3 separate regions of the Homo sapiens genome follow, and all the other regions are linked to region 2. The links are chromatin contacts, found by Hi-C in ENCODE. All regions are on one chromosome and are shown on one strand. Each heading gives the region's core, a stretch centred on a gene start or an enhancer-like site at or near the end of the contact. The rest is flanking DNA. Distances are from core to core; before and after follow the strand shown. Region 1 has its middle 180 kb from the start of LINC01235. Region 2 overlaps NFIB-AS1 (NFIB antisense RNA 1). Region 3 has its middle 200 kb from the start of LINC00583.

The links. A loop is a pair of places that touch in the nucleus more often than their neighbours do. Pooled maps may share reads with other maps.
Region 1: a loop to region 2 is called in a map of posterior cingulate gyrus, with 6 times the contacts of the local background. The contact joins two enhancer-like sites. A Hi-C loop is called at or near these places in 3 of 168 maps with a recorded cell type or tissue (aorta, posterior cingulate gyrus and right cardiac atrium), 1 of 37 single-sample maps with no recorded cell type and 5 of 50 pooled maps.
Region 3: a loop to region 2 is called in a map of PC-9, with 2.8 times the contacts of the local background. The contact joins two enhancer-like sites. A Hi-C loop is called at or near these places in 3 of 168 maps with a recorded cell type or tissue (PC-9, aorta and heart right ventricle), 1 of 37 single-sample maps with no recorded cell type and 6 of 50 pooled maps.

The regions. Positions count from the first base shown.
Region 1 is chr9:13,607,077-13,610,177 of GRCh38, reverse strand. No RefSeq gene overlaps it. Among named protein-coding and RNA genes, the nearest start is that of LINC01235, 180 kb to the right of the region's middle. Within about 2 kb of position 1,842, at least 5 of the 41 ENCODE cell types and tissues checked have a DNase peak (open chromatin) inside an H3K27ac peak, as active enhancers do.
Region 2 is chr9:14,351,987-14,355,018 of GRCh38, reverse strand. All of the region lies in intron 1 of NFIB-AS1 (NFIB antisense RNA 1), which reads right to left. It also overlaps a transcript of NFIB not described here. Among named protein-coding and RNA genes, the nearest start is that of NFIB-AS1, 36 kb to the right of the region's middle. Within about 2 kb of position 1,383, at least 11 of the 41 ENCODE cell types and tissues checked have a DNase peak (open chromatin) inside an H3K27ac peak, as active enhancers do.
Region 3 is chr9:13,727,040-13,730,288 of GRCh38, reverse strand. No RefSeq gene overlaps it. Among named protein-coding and RNA genes, the nearest start is that of LINC00583, 200 kb to the left of the region's middle. Within about 2 kb of position 1,953, at least 3 of the 41 ENCODE cell types and tissues checked have a DNase peak (open chromatin) inside an H3K27ac peak, as active enhancers do.

The sequences.
Region 1 (3,101 bases), core at 593-3,092, 750 kb after region 2:
AGGATGGGACCGTTTCCTCAAAAGGTAAGATAGCAGTATGTTTCTTATCAATAAAGCTGCTTAGTTCTTAAAGTAATGGCACCCATGAAGTCAGGTGTTAGAGGTCTAGTTCTTGTGTGGGCCTGTTGATTTCTCTCCTCTGGCCACATAACGGGCCTTTAATCCCAGCCACCTGGCCACCATTTAAAATGCGCTGTGAAGAGACTAGATATCAAAATGCTATAGATGACTTTGTAAAATCCATTCTAATAACACACCAAAAAACTGCCTAAAGTGAAAATACTGCTATCCTTGATTAGTGCCATCATCTTCACATGAGAAAAACAAGGTTATACAAAATTTCTAAGTCAAATCGCTACTGGAGCCCAGAGAGCACAGCACAATACTTTGTTTATGACAGGACCACAGTGGAGCAGCTTGCTACTTGTGGATATACATCCAGCTTTGGAGAACTCTGGTTATCATATTTTACCAAACATGGTTGTTGCAAAAACCATGATGTCCCCTCACCCACTGATAGAAATAGATTTTTTTTTTAATTTTCTCTAACTAATATGTAGGAAATGGGCTTTTTTCCTTTAGCTCCATGGATATATCAGTGTTGGGAGTAATGGAAATATTCATTTCAGCATAAAATTAGAGTTTAAAAGGTCAGTTTGAGATGTTTACAACAAACAAGTTAGAAAGAGGCAAACAAGAAACAGAAATTTTCTTTTTTAATAGGGAGAAAAAAATTACACTGATAATTGCCTAAAAATTATATTCATTTTCCAAGTGAATAAATGAGGCTTATTTGATATCACACGAGTACATAGTATTTCTTCTCAAAAACGCTTAAATTTTATATTTTAAAAATATGCACAAATATAATGGAATCAAAGTAGTTTAAGACTGTAAACATTTTAACCTGAAAATACTTCAGTTTAAAATCCTAATTTGAGAAGTCCTTTCTCCACATGGTTGTATACCTTGAAGGAAACTGTGAACACAGGTCGCAAACCAGTCTCTGTCCTGGAAATGAGTGAGTGATATTGATCTATACCCAGTCACTGATTATGCGAAGTCTCTAATGACACCTTCACAGCTTTTATAATCCAGTGGTCCAACAAAGCATGAATTTCAAATACTTTACAAAATCTTCCCTCCTGAGCATCTCTTTTTTTAATTAAAGAATAAAAGGAGTGATTGTTCAACATGATTTCAATGAAAATGAAGACTTGAATTTGTGGGTGTGTGCAATGTTGAAAATCAAAAGGAAAAAGATGCAGCACAAAAAAATCCTTCGCACAACTAATCAGATGACAAAGGTTTTGATCAGCGCGCAAGAACCAAGTGCTTTTCTTTGCTAAACGTAAAACAACGTTTGTCCAAGACTACGATTTCATACAATGTGCTTCTCATCCCACCTTAAGTTGTTTCTCTTTTAAACACTAATTTTTGCTATCTACTGCTTCAACATTCAGAAGAGCCTGCCTCAGGAGGCACAAAAGCTCTGTAATGCTGGGTTAAAGCTGGCACTTTATCCTTAACTCACCTCATTAAGTCTGGATTTTATTCGTCCTCAAAGACGTGGCTTGGAGATAGAATTCTAACCCCCTTAAATTAGAATTTTCTGGCTTTTGTCACTTTAAACCAGATCCTTAATGTTATTAAAAGGTGGGCATGTTGTTGTTTTTCCCCTTTTGGGGGAAGGGGTAGGGAGAAGAATTTAATGTTATTTTTAACGGAACTATCTTGTTAACCTTGGGGGACATCCCCGGAGCTGAAACCCATTGGAGTAATAATAGCTCAGCGACTCACTCCCTGCAGACAGCTCTGCCGAGTCAGTCTGGAAAAGCTCTTTAAAAGCACAGTCTCTGCTGGCCCTTTTCTTTTGGTTTCTGTGGAATTTTTCTTGGTAACAATTTTTAGCTGAGGGGGTTATGGACAATTGTAAACTGGAAGCATTGAAAGGAGGAGGTGGGGAGGGAGGCTGCTTGCTGCACTAATTAAAACAAAGCCTGCTTGTATAAACTGCATCCCCCCTGGTGCAAAGGGGCAAACAGCACAAGGGCCTCTCAGAGCACACAGCTCTGGATACTGCAGGGACTTATATTTTTAAATACAATTAAAAGTAATGCCCCTTTGTTGATTATACTCTCCTTGCCAAACTTGAGGACGGCTGAAGCTGCCAAACATTTACTTTTAAATTTAGTGTGCCCAGCAGCCTTCCAAATGCTGTCAGTTTCACAGAAGGCAGGGCAGTCTGTGATTAACAGCTTCCCAAGATACCAGTAAGTTGCTTGGACAATATTTCAAATGGATGCTGGTTCTGACACTGAGGAGATCAAGCCGGAATTTGGTGTCACTTTGGGGTTTAGAAGGAGGTGGGATTGTTCTTACCTCTTGATAGTACACAAGTTTGAAAGTGGAAAACATTACCAAAGCAAACTCCTCAATTACACATGTGCAAGCAGCAGAGAGTATCTGGTCCAGACCTAACTAAAAAAAACTTGTCAAATGAAAGAGAAATGCACAAACATGCCTGTACTTTGTCCTCTGAATTTTAAAAGCATCTAATGTTACATAGCTCATGTGAACTTTAAAGCACGGCCATCCATGAAGGATTCCCTTTATGGTTTTAGTGGTTGTCCTCTTTCCTTGCTGTTCACAACTATGATTATTTTATAAACCCTTTTGTAGCTGGGTTTATTTGATTTAACCTTTTAAATGTAGCTTCGTTTCTGACAATACAGGAAATATAACGCCAAAAGAAACTCTGTAGAGAAGATGGATGAGAGAATCAGACACACAATTTGAAATGAGATGTCCTGGGAAGACAACAAACTTATTTGGGACTTTCTTGATTTTTCCAGTGTGACTGTCTATAAAGCTGAATGCCAAGTTTTGATTCCTAGGTTTTATGTGGTTGCATAGGTAACAAACTAATACTTGGCGAGGTGTTCTTTTTTTTTTCTTTCTGATGAAAAATGCAGGCTTGAAAAACAAGGTGCAGCATCCGTTTTCAATTAAAAAAAATAAAAATTTAAAACCTCTCCCTCTGGGCCTGGTACTGAGCCAGGTAAGAAAATGAGATGGGTGTGGTCACTAAGAAAGCAATA
Region 2 (3,032 bases), core at 134-2,633:
GGGGTCGGTTGCTATAGGTCATCTCATTTGTGCTGCTGTTCTTCCTCTGGTTCGCTTCTCTCATTTAGAGAGACCTGCTCCTCCCCTGCCGCACAAGGAATAGTGACAGTGTTCACAACAGGACAAGGGCTACACACTCCCTTCACATCTGTAAAGCTAAGGTTGCTGTTCAAGTGATCCTTCACGGGACAATCCATTTCTACACACACACACACACACACACACACACACACACACAGAGTACCCATTACATAGAGATAACCATTTAAATGCAATGCTGAAGGAAAAAATTGCCATGAGGTATAACTGACTGCTCACCTCAGAAACTAGATTTGGAGATTTTAGGAGAGAAAAACCCTCAGCGACTACATAATTATTCCCCAGGGCTGATCCCACTTAAAAATTCACCTGACTGTACAAGGGATGGCCCTAAATTTCAATGGAAACCCAACCATGTAGCCCCTTAGAGAGACCGTACTCTCAAATTGGTCTTTGTACCTATTTGTAGAAAAATGTTAGCCAGATTATAGCTGAAAACTCTGCTAATTCTGGGGAAGATTTTGGTCTTGTGCCTGGAACTATTGAAGCATATATTCACACCTACCACATGTAACACTTAGTAGCAGAATTTCCAGCACAATACTTTAGTACTTTATTTTTAAAAGAAACAGAGCAGAGACTGAAGCCCTGTTCACTCTGCAGCTTTCTTGCAGGAGGCTCCACAAAAGGTGGTGGTGAGGGAGGTTCTGTGCTCAAAAGAGCTATTTTTTTATTTTTAAAAGGAAAGGAGACACTAAAATCTTTGCTCACAATTAGGGAACTCATGATGCTGAAACATAACATTTGCACCTGCCTGTAGATTGAAAAAATAATGTCAAATTTGCAAGGCTCTGAGAAAATAGGGTGCGGTGTATTAGTGATTTAATCAATCCCAATCAACATTAGAGTTCAGACAACACCTTACAGACATCTTACTGTAACCCCTTTGGTTTTTAGAGAAGGAAGGGGAGGTTGGAACATTTTAAGTGATTTGCCCCAGATCAGCTCTCCACCTAAAATGCAGGTCTTTTCTTTCAGATGAGCGTACTTTCCACTGCACCAGGCTACTTCTAAACAGGCATTGTCCTGTCAGCCTCAATTGCATGCAAAAAAAAAAAAAAAAAAAGACAAAACCCCTCTCGCTCTCCACTAGAGTCTCTATTTGGACTCTAGAACGGACAAAGCAACGGCTATTTCAACTTCAACTCCCTTAGCAAATGGAAGAAAAGGCATCTGACCCGTGGACTCCTCCAGCTGGTCCCCGGGTCTCACCGCCTGCGGGTCTCCACGTCAGCTCGCAGGCATCGGCGGCCAGTCGGACACCAGGGGGCGCAGCAGCCTTTGTCCTGACAGGTATTGAAGAATGAAGCCAGACTGGGCCGTCAAGAAAAATCTGACTTCCCTCCTTTCAGTTTCTCTCATTGGAACCAGCCCACTCCCCAGCCCCCTTCATTCGCCTTAAAGCCATTTTCTGCTTCCTCCTCATGCTCAGATTCTCAGGGTGCAGGGATGCAGCAGTTCAGAGACCCCTCTCCAGGAGCTCCCCCGCTCTGCCAAGGACACCCTAGCAGTGGTCCACCATTTGTTCTCACTTGCAGGCCTCTGAACTCAGGATGTTTTTGGCTATTCTTCCTGAATGAAGAACCCTATAGAACAGGACCAGCTTCCCAGAAGAACTGTCACATCTATCCTCTAATATCCCTCCCCTTTCCACGCACAAAAACAATCACAAATTAAATAACATGTCTGGGAAGCTCACGCGGCCTGGACCTATCCCTCACCACCCTCTGTCTGCCCCTACAGTCTAAGGACAGCCTTTGGTAGTAGCTACCTACCCAAAGGGACAGGCTGCAGCACCTTCACCATACCTCTGCCATTCTCACCAACCCATGGTGCACCCCAAGCAGGATAACTGCCTCCTTGTAACCCCACCAGCTTGCCTCTGTGTGCCCTCCAGCAGAAAGAAATCCACTTGACCCTTGCCAAAGTCTCCTGATTCCAAAGATTCAGTAATAAATGAGCATCCTCTTCTACTTTAAGACATACTCCTAACCCTGCCCCTATAGACACAAACGGACACAATGCAAACCCTCAGATGTCAAAAACGTACTCTTTCACAAAGACTCCTGAAACTCCTCTGTTCCAGAGGGAAAGGCTACAGGGTCCTTCCTATGCAGGCCTTTGAAAAGCAGCTGTATGTTTACATAGAGAGATTCCAAGTTTACACAGTCCTTTCCCTGTCTGTTATTGGAGCCTCTCAACAACGCTGAGAGATAAGCAGTGAAATCTAAAGCTTAGAGGCTTGCCTCAGGACCAGACCTAGTACAGCGTAGAAACAGCACTGAGGGCCCGGGTGACAGAGCATGGAAACACTTGCTTGTCCAATTGCACCAAGGCCTGGAAGAAATGCAGCCACCATAGAAGATCATCAGATTACATACACTGAGGGAGCCTGTGGTCTCAGGAGCCAGGCAGGGGCAGGAGGAACAGTGCAAAAGAAGCGGTGATGTCAATTCTGACCCGACTCTTCTTTTTACCTGTGGCCTCGCTCACTTCTTTATTTCCACGTTCATCTTAGCTAATGTAGAGTACCGGGAAGTGCTGAGCCCGGAGACAGGTAGCCATGGTTTGTTATCTTGGTGGTGAGCCTCCCAACTCCACACTCATAAAATAATGATAACATCTATTATATATACAAATACATCACCAAAAAAAAATGAAAAAATCAGTGTAATTCCAGGAGACGGAGCAGGGTAGGAGACTTTTACTTTCATTTTATGCTGTTTTCTATTATTTGAAGTATCTGGATTTACGCATGTGTTCCTTTTATGATTTTATTTTTAAAATTTTATTGGGGTTAATGATGCTCTTTAGCGTTGCTGCAAAGATGACTTATGTAACATATCTGGCATGGTACGTGGTCTGGTGCACAGTTGATGCTCACTCAACAGTAGTTTATTGTTAGCTATATACTTCCGTCAGAACTGTGGGCA
Region 3 (3,249 bases), core at 704-3,203, 630 kb after region 2:
GTGTAATGATTAAATAGGATCTGGTTAAAATTGCAGAATGGAACTCTATGCAGTCATTAAAAATGATGATGCAGAACAGGAGTTGGCAAGCTATAGCTCATGGGCCACGGTAGCCTGCAAATTTTATGGGAGAACAGCCACACCCATCATTTACATACTGTCATGGCTGTTTTTTGAGCTACTACAGCAGCTGTGCAGCTGTGACAGAGTCTATATGACTCTCTTTTACATCTCTTACTATCCTTTTAATATTTATTCGATTTTTTCCTTACCCCTGGAATATTATGACAACTTTGATTATTAGACCAAAATCTTACAGTGATGTTGGTTGCAATACACAGTGTTTCTTCAAAAACAGCCCATCTAATATGTTAGCCAACACTTCAGTCTTAAACATAAGGATTCGCCATTCCTCATTCAGCTGGCCTGCTAGGAGCAACTATAATCAAACTGCCTGCAACCAACATTGGGAGTGGTGGCACGTAGCCTTTCTTTCCTCTTTCCCCACTGTTGACGTCCACCCTTTCTTCTCTATTTGGCTAACCCTGAGGAGAATAGAAAAAATTGCATAGAGGACAGGAAAGATGGCAAAGAAGGACAGAAACATTCTTACGCAAACTGGTGCTTTCAAAAGATGGCTTCACAACTTCTGGCCTTGGCAGATTGACTCATTGTTGGGTACATGTGTGTTTTGTTTCTTTACAAAGCCAAAATGTGATGGAACATCCCATGATGCAGACAATTCATTTTACTCCAGCTGTACTCCACTTTCTTTTCCTGTGGTCTTCCACGTGGAGTGTCTCTATCTGAGTCCCCTGTCCAGCCCTTTTTAAGGGTATCCTGTTGAGCAGGATTTGAAATGTTTCACATTTGGCTTAATCCTCCACCTCCACCCTGATGTCCTGCAGTAAATATTCACGCACATTTCAGCTTGACACACTCTAGGCAAGCAGCTCACCCCAGTGTGGCAACAGTTCTTTTTTTGCTTCACTAGCTAACCAGCTGGATGACTCATCTCTGCCTTTAGATTTTCCAGGTGGATGTTGGACATTGGCACATTCTGCTCACCAAACTCCTGCGTAAGCATAGCAAGACCCAGAGTTTCCTTGACACCCTCTCTCACATGCACAAGGGGAGAGGCAGCTCCTCTCTGCCTCCCTTTCTGAGAGGCAGTGAATCGGTGAAAACAACAGCATAGCCCACTCCCAGCAAGTGCTCCTCACAAAATTCCAACTGCCCATTCTTTACTGGTGAGTTTTCTAAACAGGTTTCCTCCATGACAATTTTCTCTACTTGCTGTCTTAATAGGAGATTTTTGTTTCCCCCCACCTGTATTTTTAATGGACACATATACCTTTCTGATAAAAATATGTAAAATATTCTGTTCGTTTTTAAAATGTCATATTCAAGTCTGTGGCCATCTTTTGTTCTTAATATTCACGTCTATAAAATGGGCTAGAAAACAGCATCATTGCTCAAGGTGTAAAGCTATTGGTTTATCTAGCTGAAAAGGTGTGCAAGGACTATTGAAAAAAGAAATGTTCATTCAGAAACATGGGCTCTTTTATTTTGTACATATCTTACAGCATAGGATTTTTTCCCCTGGTGTATATGCAAAGATCAGCCTCAGCTGAAAAAAAAAAACACATATGCCCCTAACTTACTGCTTGCTTCCAACTCGAGCTAATTACTTGAACAGCACCTTTCACGGGAAAAAAAGCTGACACAAGAAACTGGACAAGGTCTGTGTCTCAAGTGCTCTGAGGAGAGAGCAGTAAGTAAGGTGTTCTGCACAGCTCAATAATTTGCACCACAGGAAAGCCATCCTTCCAAGGGCAGGCAATATGTCTGCAGTATCCTCCTGGAGGAAGGAGGGCCAGGAGCTCATCTTTATGGCTTGAGGCTTGAAAGCTGCTTAACTGGGCGGAACGCCACCTCCTTGCCATCAAAGCTGTCCACCTGGCAGTGAATCTCAATGAGACAGCTGACTGGCTCAGCAGACAAGTTGCCTTGCCAAGGGGATGAGAACTTAACCAGAAGGTCTTTCAGGAAATGTGTTTAGGATGTGGGGGATGAAGAGGAAGAGAAGGAGCAATTCATCCCCTGAATGAGGCAAATGAGAAGGAGTAGCTGTTCTTTGGTTACACAAGCCACTTTGAGCTTTTCTGTGCCCTTAGCTCATTTAGCCCTAAATTTTGTAAGACTCTGATTTTAGATTCTGATATTAGCATCGAACATTGAGAATCCTTTGTGACTATAGTAGGAAAGTGGGTTCAATTCAAAAACTTAAGCTAAGAAAAGACCTCAAAAACATTTCCATTTGAAAATAACCGATATGAACAAGAATATTATAGGGAAGGCATGAAGCTATTCATTTTTAAAATTGGCTGTTGAAAAATGCCTTGGATTGTTACTTTTCACCAAAGGTTTAGAATTGTAAACCTAATAATTATGATAACTCCTATTTGCCCAGTCCTTGCTAAGTGCCAGCTACCATATTCAGCACTTTATACAAATGCTTTCATCTAATGTCCTTGAGAACCTTATGGGTAAGTCTTCTTAGCTTCACTCTACCGGCAGAAAAACAAAATTCAGAGAGGTTTCATAAATTTTCCACAGACATACAGTGAGTAAGTAATAGAAGAACAAAGATTCAATCCCCAGTTTATCCCAATTCAAAGCCTAGATGCTTATCCACCAGGCTGCATATACCAAATTTGCTGGAAAACATAGCACCTTATCACATAATGAATGATCAGGGCTACAAAGAGAAGATTGTGTAGACACATGTGTGGGGTATAAGAATATTCCATCAAACTACTCCCAATTTATCCTACATTTGTCCCATGGACCTGAGTGTCTGCTCCCATCTCTGGATCTCTGGTGGACATCATATTCAGAAAAACCTGCATGTCCCCTGAAATAGACTCTTGCAGGTGAGTTAAGACAACAGCACACCATTCTGTGCCTTTTTCCTAGCTTCTGGTGGTGGGAGGAGGGGAGAAAGACAAAATGAATGACAGCTGAGCATAGTCTTCACAAAACCTGGTTTTCTACCTCTGGCTCTGGGTTATGACAAGACAGTTTCTCCACTGTCCTTGACAATAATGAAAAATTATTCATTTTTGGTCAAATTTTATATATATAGCTATTATAAAGTACTATATAACTTGTCTTTTTTAGTGACACCTCTGTTTTATTTCGAATTGAATAAGATAAAATTCAACAAAAGTAATAAGATAGCATGGT